2 separate regions of the Mus musculus genome follow, and region 2 is linked to region 1. The links are chromatin loops, found by intact Hi-C in ENCODE. Cell type or tissue: heart. All regions are shown on one strand. Each heading gives the region's core, and the rest is flanking DNA. Links, peaks and the distances in the headings are about the cores only.

Region 1 (5,378 bases), core at 95-5,094:
GGCTGAGGGTACACCAGGGCTGAGGGTACACCAGGGCTGAGGGTACACCAGGGCTGAGGGTACACCAGGGCTGAGGGTACACCAGGGCTGCGGGTACACCAGGGCTGCGGGTACACCAGGGCTGCGGGTACACCAGGGTTGCGGGTACACCAGGGCTGAGGGTACACCAGGGCTGAGGGTACACCAGGGCTGCGGGTACACCAGGGCTGAGGGTACACCAGGGCTGAGGGTACACCAGGGCTGAGGGTGAGTACACCAGGGCTGAGGGTGAGTACACCAGGGCTGAGGGTACACCAGGGCTGAGGGTGAGTACACCAGGGCTGAGGGTGAGTACACCAGGGCTGCGGGTACACCAGGGCTGAGGGTACACCAGGGCTGAGGGTGAGTACACCAGGGCTGAGGGTGAGTACACCAGGGCTGAGGGTACACCAGGGCTGAGGGTGAGTACACCAGGGCTGAGGGTGAGTACACCAGGGCTGAGGTTACACCAGGGCTGAGGGTGAGTACACCAGGGCTGAGGGTACACCAGGGCTGAGGGTACACCAGGGCTGAGGGTGAGTACACCAGGGCTGAGGGTACACCAGGGCTGAGGGTACACCAGGGCTGAGGGTATACCAGGGCTGCAGGGATCTTCTTCACCTGGGTCTTAGGATGGGAGGCAGGATGATCTGCAGAACGTGTGGTAACACTTAGAACACTGTCCAGTGACAAAGCTGTTGCTTCTTACCAGTAACTCTGCATTTGTCAGGTCCACTGGCTGTTCTCTTTCAGGCAAGCTCTATGATCTTAAGAAAGCTCTTCTGGCCCCTCTGAACAATGGTTCTGGAGCCTCAAGCTCTGGGCTAGCATGGACTACAGGCAACTGCTCAGTGTCACTCAGGAGAAGTCAAATATTTCTGTCCAGAAGGCCACTGAAAACTCATGTGTAGCATCTCCATGTTCCTCAGCTTTGAAATGACTTCCCTTTCAAGCTACTGCATGGGTGGCAGCTACAGACAAGGACTTGAAGTGTACTCCTCTTCCTGCTTGGATTAAGTGTTCCTGATCTTCACATGGGTGAATGCACACAGAGAAAGAGAGAGACAGAGAAAGATACAGATGGAGAGAGAGAGAGAGAGAGAGAGAGAGAGAGAGAGAGTCTGAATGACCAAGTGGACTAAGATGTCATTCTCAGACTCAAGCTATATAAAAACCTGAGTTTGACAGACAGTTTGAGAGTTCAATGCCAAGGCCACAGCCCGGCAGGGACTTTTTGAAACCTTGTAAATATGCACTGTGTAGGCTGTCATCTTTCCTGGGCACGTCATATGAAGAGTTCAGATTTTAATTACAGCTTGCTTTTCACAGAGCCCTTCTTCAGTGAGCATCAGATTAATAACTTTGGAACTCACATTATGAATAACATACCTCATTGTGTCAGGCAAAGGGTCTTGAGAGAAACAGAACCAAACACTGGGGGTGGGGGAGGGGTGATTTGCTAGAGTAGCTGACAATGTGGGCTATCTGGATGCCAGAGAGCCTAAAAAACAGGTAGCTGTTCTGTCCATAAAGCTGGATGCTTCAACAGTCTCAGTCAGGTGTTGAAGGTGCCTAAAGATTACTGGAGGTACCCCATACTCTACAGACGGTACTATACTCTCTACAGAAGGCACCCTGTACTGTACAGAGGTACTCCCATACTCTACAGAAGGCACCCCATACTCTAGAGAAGGCACCCCATTCTCTACAGAAGGCACACCATACTCTACAGAAGGTACCCTATAGTCTACAGAAGGCTCTATAGAAGGTATCTCATAGTCTACAGAAGGCACTCCATACTCTACAGAAGGCACTCCATACTCTATAGAAGGCACTCCATACTCTATAGAAGGCACTCCATACTCTATAGAAGGCACTCCATACTCTACAGAAGGCACTCCATACTCTACAGAAGGCACTCCATACTCTACAGAAGACACTCCATACTCTACAGTAGGTACCCTATATTCTACAGAAGGAACCCCATACTCTACAGAAGGCAGGCCATACTCTAAGCAGGGTCTTCTCTCCTCACTTAATCTTTTCTCCTGACAGACTCACCCCGTAGATTCCAGATCCTATCGAGTTTAACCATAGCAAGATTAACCATCACACTCCTTTACTGTGTGCATTCCCACGAGAGCTGTTCACATTTGTCCTCCACTTTAAAGGATCATAAAACTAAGTAAAAATTGCCTTTGCAGTAAACCATGTGATTCAAGAACTCATACTTTGATCCTCTTCTTATTTTAATCTTATGTACAGCTGAGATCTGAGCAATGGGAAAGGAAGGATTTGGCTCAGTACGTTTGCTTAAATACCCACAGTGTTTTCAAAAAGGTAATCAAAAACAGGGGCCTATAAATAAAGACTAGATAAATAAAGACATGTTACTTCTTCAGAATACCTTAGACTGCCATGCCTCAGATGACCATCATGGTATGATAGAAGCAAAATTTCCAGAGTGCAGAAAAGGAAATGGATATTTTACAAGGTGATGTCAGGGTTTCCAAGAGTCCCCAGCCCATCCCAGCACCCGAAAGAGAAGCTCTGAGTAAAGCCTGGATGGGCTAAGAGAAAACACAGGTTCGGGTGGGGTCTACTGTCCAGCAGAGTACAAAAGGAAGAAAAGGGATTTGAGAACTGGGACTGAGGCTGGTAGAGAGATGGGAGCTGGAGGCAGGAGAAGCAGACAATAAGGGTTGCTGAGACTGTCTTAAAGATGTGGACCACTCTGCTTTAAGTCATGTGCTAAATGGTCAATGTTGTGTCTGGCCAGCAGACCACAACCTGGGTTCTAGCCTGGAAAGGCATTTTGGAAACCTGGAAGAGAAGAGGGGCTAGGTGGCCAGAGAAAGAAATGTAGCCAAGACAGTTACTCTGATCAAGGCTCAAATTTTATTGTTGCGACACTAGTTATGAAGGAAGGGGGAGGGGACCAGATTCCCGCCGAATAATCTCTGGTCCAGTAGAAAGGTGCACGTGTGTGGCTCCGCAGGTTCCAGCAGTGGGCGTGGCAGAACGAATGAGCAGGAAGCTCCACCCCTGAGCAAGCAGGTTTCAGGCTGGGGGAGGGGAGACTACAGGTCAACATCCCCTGTCTACCTCCACATTAGTAAGTGACTGGAGCCAAGTGTCCCCCTGCAAGGAGCTAAACCAGGGCTGGGTCTCTCCCCCACCCCCACCCCCACCCCCAGAAACCCTTTAGAGCTATTGGATCTTTCACCAGCAGGAAGCCACCCTCTTAAAATGGTCCAGTGAGCAGAGTCAATTAAAGTGACTGTTTATAAAGATGTGGGTCAGTCATGGGGAGATATGGCTATAGGCCCTGGGACTGATGATAGCCCAGCACCATTAATGCCACTGAGACAGGCGGAGTGAGGGAACACTGTCCAAAGCTGTTCTTGGTCTGACAGAAGCCATGTGTATATCCTCCAGATCCATATATTGAAGTCTTAATTCCCCAATACTGTGTTTGAAGATAGAAACTTTGCAAAGGTAGTTAAATTGAGCTTGGGGCCCCAATACCTGGCTGGTAACCTTGAAGGAAAAGGAAATCTGGTCTGAGATACCAGGGTCTGTTCTCTCTCACTCTCCCCTTCTTCCCTCTTTGCTCCTCATTCTCTCATTTCTCTAGCACACAAACACAGGTAAAACAGGAAAAAAAGCTCAGAGGAAACTAGCCCTGCTGTCACCTTAATCTCAGGGCTTGTAGCTTCCATCACTGTGAGATCAGTTGCCCATAGTTCAGGCCTCACAGCCTGCAGCGTTTTGTTATAGTAACACCAAGAGAGAAATACCAGAAAGAAGTACTCGGCCCTCACCCTTCTCCCTGTGCTCTTTAGTTGATTCTCCCTATTGGCTAAACCCTCCCAGTCCCAGAGGGCATAGCAGTGAGTGTGTACAGTCCATAAGTGCCAGCTGCCAAGGTGCAGAGCAGAATGGAGAAAGAGCAGAATTGGAAGGACACATAGCATCTGTCCACCTGCGAGAGTCGTGGAGGGGCAGCACAGGATCCTGACACCAGACTTACAAATCGATGGACAGAACATAGGATGGTCTGATGAAACACACCAGCACTCAGACCAAGGCTGGAGAAAAAAATAAAGTAACAGTTGTTGGTAGGATCGCCCCCGACCCGCCAAGTTCTTTATTTTTTTGATGATATGCTTACATTGTTTTCAGACTAAAAAGAGATGATCTCAAATCAGACTTTTCTACAGCTTAATTCAACATAGGCAACAACTCTGAATAGCTGCAGAATAAAAGGGTAGGGATAAGGGTGGGTGACTCCCTGGAAAAACGTAAGCACAACCCCCTCTACAAAACAAAAAACAAACAAAAAAAAACCCCACAAACCTAATGCCCAGGTCCCTGTAGATACTAAATCTTGGATTCTCTTGTGGTAAAGAACAGAGCCAGAGTGTAGCTTTCTGGGTTATGGTGGATGATAGCACTATCTCTGGCCTACATTATTTTTAATAATTTTATTTATTTTTATTTTATATGCATTGGTGTTTTGTCTAAATGTATGTCTGTGTGCAGGTGTCAGGTCCCCTGGAACTGGACCCACAGATAGCTGTGAGCCACCACGGGGATGCTGGAAACCGAACCCGGGTCCTCTGGAAGAGCAGTCAGTGCTTCCAGCTGCTTTCAGGGCCTCCTGCTCCTCTGAAATACAGTTTATGTTGTGAAGCCACATTCAGGGTACAGGTCAGAGAACACACAGTCTTGAAGAGCTGACGTAGATGAGCCTCAAGCCTTAAAGCCAGGTCTCCTGAAGAAACATCTATAATATTTGCAGTCAGGAGTTAGAGGAAGGAGACCAAGAGTTTATAGTACATAGTCTCAAACATCAAAAGCATTAAAACAAAAACAAAAACAAAACAAATTCAGGGGAAGGCCTCACTTCTCCCACGGAGTCCTGGAATTTTCAACCTATGGCTTCAGCTTCACCCAGCCTTCTGTTCTTGGGTTTGAGCCCTCTGACTTTCCTCTCTGTGTGGCTGTTTGCCTCGGCCCTTCTCCTTCATGGCTGGAGCCGTCTCTCCAGGGCCCGGGACTGTTGACAAGCCTGCTCTGCTCCAGCCTGCCCCTGCTTACTCCACAACCTCCAACTCCTGGTCTTCTCAGTAGAAAGTGCCGTTGCCTATATCTATCCCCATAGATCCCCAGCTCTCCTGATCAGGGATGTTCTGAAGACATACCTGTCCTCATTCCAGGCATCGCACCGAGGACACATGCTTATCGGCTCCCAAACCTCCTCTGCTTCTAAAGATCCATTAAATGGTGCATTAATACAGGTCTACCTGACTCGCAAGGCCAACTTGAGACTAGACTAAGAATCAAGTTTGGAGGTT
Region 2 (5,378 bases), core at 84-5,083, 54 kb before region 1:
CCAGGGTTCATGGCCTCCATAATCATGAGCCAATCCCTCGTGATGAATCTGCTTCTGTCTGTTTCTTACTGGAGAACCTTCCTGGCAGGATTGGCTATAGATTGGAAGTGGTAACTCCGCCCAGCTCACAGCAAACTCCAAACTTTTTCATGCCCATTGCTATTGCTCAACCCCAGGGCAGAATGGAGCCTATCTTCCAGATGAGGAATCTCAGAATCCCACAGGGCGCCTGAGAGCTCTGACTGAAGAGAAATACTTTGGCCCCTATCTTACTTCCTTTTCCTGTTGCTGTGGTAAAAAATATCCTGATAAAAAGCTGTTAAAGGGGGAGAGGATTTATTCTGGCTTGCAGTTCAGGTCACAGTCCATCATGGTGAAGAAGAGCAGGGGCTTGAAGGAGCTGGTCACATTGCATCCACCATAACAGAACGGAACAATGAGTGTGAGCAAGCTAGTGTTTAGCTTGCACTCTCTGCTTATCCAGCCCAGGTCCTGCCCACAGTTCCGATGGCTCCTCTCACAGCAGTTAAGGTAATCAAGGTAGTTCTGCACAGGTATGCTATGCCCACAGGCCAGCTCCCAGGCCATTCCACACTCTGTAGTGGTGACACTTAATGCTAACCATTTCAGTGCCATTTCTACTGTCACATGGGACACTTCCAGGGAAGTGACATTTTTCTAGATTAGCACCCCCTACCCCCGAGTTCTCATGTTCCTCCTAGGAAACTGAGACTTCAGCAAAAGGAACTATGAAGCAATTCTCTTAGAGTGAATGCTGAACAGAGATGAAGAGTCATTTATGATTGGCAGCTGTCCCTAGACCTCCACGAGGACAGATGGCCCCAGGCCCTGTCTCTTAGCTCCTTGCCACACTCTCAGGTCTTAGGGGAGCTGGTAGCACATTTGTAAATTCCTTAAAGTTGCAGTCACCCCTGGATTTATCTGGCCTTTATCAACAACGGTGCTCTCCTTAGTTTGGACTGAGTGTTTTGAGGAGTGACTGTCTTTAACTCCTAGAAGGTATAGCTTCTGTCTCCTTTGGTCCCATTAGGAATAAAAATGTCTGTAGAAAGGCTCTTGTTTCAGATCCTGGAAGCCCATGCCCAGTGGATCTTACCCCTCTTCCCATCTAAGCCACAACCAACTCCATCCAAATCTAAAACCCAAGAGTCAAGGCACCCACACAGCTCACTCTACACCACCCAGGTAATTTATCTAACCTTCTTAGGTGCATGCTCTCTCTCTCTCTCTCTCTCTCTCTCCCTCCCCCTGCCCCCGAAACCCCTTCCTTCTCCTCCCACTCCTTCTCCTTCTCTCTCTCTCTCTCTCTCTCCTTTTTGACAGGTTCATGCATGTATGTAATGAGTTTTAGTCATTTTCACCCCATTCCTCTCTCTCTCCCACTGAAGCCTTCTTCCCTACAAGATCCCTTTTTGTCCGTGACCCACTGAGTTTAAAACTAGTTTCTAGCACTAGTGTTGAATGGAAGAGTATTTACTGAACGAGAAACAGCTTATCAATGGCTACACCATGGAAGAAGATGATAACCTCCACCTTCCAGTAACCATTAACCACCACTACCCCCTTAGGAGGAGTGGGCCTCATGGTCCCTTCCCCGTCCAGTGGAGCTGTTGGTTGTTCAGACTGCAGCCGCCAGGAGTTCGTGAGTGTGTGGTTGGGTCATGTCCACAATATACCTGTTGTTTGCACATCTCTCCGTTCTCTGGCTCCTGCGTTTTCTCTTCCCTGTCTTGCTCCGTGTTCTCTGAGCTCTGGAGGGGCTGACACTGATGTCCCTTGGATACAGATGTCCCTTGGATAAGCACGGATGTGAAGGGAGCACCGTATTGTCATTTCTTCTAGGCACTTGGGCCAGCTATGGGTTTCTGCATTAAGCATTACCTGCTGCAGAGAGAAGCTTCTCTGACGAAGGCTGAGTGAGTGCAGCGCTCATTTATGGCTACATAAATACGAGCATTTATTTACAAAGCTGTTTGACAACATGGCCACTTAGCAAAACAACAATTGTATATTCCCTACCAGCGCCTATGGCCTCAGCCCAGGGCTCTTGAACAGATTTGCGTAACAGGCATGCATTTACTCCTGTGTAGCAGACTTCAGATCCAATCAGAAAGCACCTTGTTATTCCCATACCAGGCAAGCCACTACTGCTTCAGAGGGATTCTGGATGTGTGGCGCCTCCTACCTCCGGTCTCCCGGCATCCCCTGCGCCCCGCAGCCAGCGGAAGTCTGACCTCCCCAAGGACTTCGAGCCCAGAGGGCGTGTCTTCTCTGGCAGTGTTAGTAGCTTACAGGAGTTACAGCTGAGTAAGACTTCATTGGGAGGACGCGTCCAGCTCAGCTGCATCTCGATTTCTTTATGCCCTGTGGCCAAAATGTGCAATGACTTTAGCAATAGGGTCTTACCATAAATTTCTGGTAGGCAAAGCCAGGGTTAGTGGCGCATGCCTTTTCCCTAGCACTCAGGAGGTAGAGGAAGACGGAGCTCCGAGCTCAAGGCCAGGCTGGTCTACAAAATGAATTCCAGGACAGCCAGGACTACACAGAGAAACTGTCTTAAAAACAAAACAAAATTCTGGGAGGTGACCAAGAGCAATGGCCGGTGAGGGCATCTCTGGGGCTTCCCTGACCAAGCCTACGATTGGCAATGAGATTTTCATTTAAAAATCCATGACTTCTGGAAAGAGCATTATCCACCCATGGAGGGCACTTCCATTCAGACTCTCTTTTGTAATATCTTTAATAAGTGTATAAAGCAGCAGGTTTCCAAACGGCTTGTTCCTACGTCCTGAGTCTTGGTTCTGCCTCAGCTCCTCTCTTTACAGCTCTTGCTTCTGCCCCCATGGAGATGCTGAGAGACATACGGAGAACCAGATACAGGTTTCATTACTGCTGAACACAGTCGTTGTCATTTGTTATCTATGGAAAAAAAAAATGGTTGCGGGACCCCACGCCTTGAATCCCAAATCCACGAATGCTCATCCCTTCCACAGAATGGCACGTTACACAAAGCCCACACGCATCCTCCCCGTACGTGTTACCTCATCTCTAGATTTCCTAAATACTTTCAAAATATCTCGACTATGTAAACCACGGCTGTATTGTTTAGAGAGATAGCGATAAGAGAAAAAGTCTGTTCAGAAAGATACGGTGGTGTCCACTCCCATATGTTCCGTCTGTGGCTGGTTGAGTCTGAGGATACAGAAGAACAGGCGTGGAGAACGGACCCTCATAATGAACTAACATATACAATGAGGATTTGAAAACAAAACAAAACAAAAAACCAGTCTATCTGGAGTGTGTCATAGGTCCCAAGGACGGGCGTTTGGATGGGTTTCTAGAGCAGGCAAGCCAGATTCTTAGCCACAGTGTGAAGCTCAGTCCATCTTTCGCCTTTGTGCCTCTTTGAGCAGCTTCCCTGGCTCTCCCCCCTGCGCACCAGTCAACTCTGCTTCACCAGGGAGGGAAACCGATGGACTGAAGCCACGGGGCTGGCAGCCTGCAGCTCTCATTTCCAAAGATTTGTCAATGATGCTCCAGGTTCACGCTAGAAGATTCTGCCTTGGGATTCACAACCCAACTGGAACAAACAGTGTTCTCGGTGCCGACCCAGGTGAGAACCTGATTACGAACCCTGGAAAGCATATCTTAGAGGAGAAGGCCATTTCCAGAGACTAAAGGTGGTTATGTAAAATGATGCATCCCCTTGATAAGTACACTTATCATTTTTCATAGTTCATTTTCTGTTATCTTGACAAAATACCTGAAACTGGATAATTTATGAAGAAAAGCAGGTCTGGAGGCAGAAATGTTCAAGGCCAGGCACCTCCTCTGGCAGGGCAGGTGGCATCAGACAGTGAGACTGTGCACGAGTGGAAGTGAGCATGCTCAGAAGAGAGAGCATGTGTAATGGTGAGAGCCAGCGCCGGGCTTGCTTGGGACAGCCCACTCTCAACTAACTCGTTTTTTGCGTATACTGGCTGGTGTCATGTCAACTTGGCAAGGCTAAAGTCATCAGAGAGAAAAGAGCCTCAGTTGAGAAAACGCCTCCATGAAATCTAGCTATAAGCCATTTTCTTAATTAGTGAATGATGGGGATTGTGGGTGGTACCAACCCTGAGCAGGCTGAGCAAGCCAGTAAGCAGCACCCCTCCATGGCCTCTGCATCAGCTCCTGCCTCCAGGTTCCTGCCCTGCTTGAGTTTCTGCCCTGACTTCCTTTGGTGATGAACAGCAATGTGGATGTGTAAGCTGCATAAACCCTTTTCTTCCAAACTTGTATTTCTGTTATTATATTTTGATACAACAATAGAAACGCTAACCAAGACACTATGAGAATCACTTCAGTCTCAAGAGAACTAACACAGCATTTCAAAGACATTACTTCATTCATGGGGGTAGAGCCTCGATCAACATAATTAATTCTTGATGGCCCCACTTTCCAGCATCCTCTATTGCAATAGCATCTCTACGTGTACCCGGGAAGGACAATCCACACCCAAACCACAGTACTATGTCTGCTCAGTCAGGGCTCTGGATGATGCATTCTGTACCCTGCTCAGAACTTGGCACACCTATATAAAATCTCTCTTCTTCTCTCCAGCTAGAGAGAGAAGGAAAAGGAGAGGGAAGTGGGAAGGACAATAAAATGGAAGGGACTGGGACAAAATACATTTTTCAAAAGCATGGCCCCTGTGATCTATTTGCTGCAAATAGGCCCCACCCCCTAGACTGTCCACCAATTCCTAGTAATACTGTTAGAGGAGACCCACATTTCAAACCACAAGGTCCCTCGAGGGTAATTAAAATCCAAACTGTAAGATAAGGTCTATAGTTGCCTCAAAGTGTTCTTCCTTGAGGCAGCTTCTGGAAGTCTGCTGCAGGGAGAGAGATTTATAAAGAGCAAACGCTCTCGCTGAGTTGGAGAGACAGCAATCTGAGGCAAAACAATTTTTAATTAAAATTAAAACTCTAAAATGTAATAATAACTGTAGACAGAAGTGACTGTGTGCTGTTGGGCTTCTCTGCATTCCATGTGAACTACTGTGATACTGTTAGTCTATTGTGATTCATGAACTATGCATAGGCAAGCTCTACAGCAATACTAAATAAAAGGAAACCAAGCGACACAGTGAGCAAGCCACCGGTGAAACCAAAGCAGAATGCTAAGAAATGTGCAATTCACATAAAATAGGAAGAAACCAAACAAACAAAGAATCAAATACCCAGGGAACAGTAAGAAAAAGCACGTTTAAATATGTGGAAACGGGTCGGGGAGATGGTTGGCTCAGGGCTTACCAGTGGGTACCACTTTTGCAGACAACCCATCAGGTGACTCACAACTGCCTGGAATTCAGC

The links. Hi-C counts contacts between places; a loop is a spot of excess contacts. Peaks named below come from ENCODE experiments on the same cell type or tissue, not always from the same donor. Only the 100,000 strongest peaks of a DNase experiment are listed, where the experiment ranks them.
Region 2: a loop joins it to region 1, with 2.0 times the contacts of the local background. A loop is called at or near these places in 4 of 42 quality-filtered maps.

What each region holds. Positions count from the first base shown.
Region 1 is chr17:87,209,475-87,214,852 of GRCm38, forward strand. No RefSeq gene overlaps it. Among named protein-coding and RNA genes, the nearest start is that of Gm41647, 5.2 kb to the left of the region's middle. In heart, for the core only: no CTCF peak of the experiment used is centred there; no DNase peak of the experiment used is centred there.
Region 2 is chr17:87,155,659-87,161,036 of GRCm38, forward strand. No RefSeq gene overlaps it. Among named protein-coding and RNA genes, the nearest start is that of C330024C12Rik, 37 kb to the right of the region's middle. In heart, for the core only: no CTCF peak of the experiment used is centred there; DNase peaks (open chromatin) are centred at 273 and 2,263.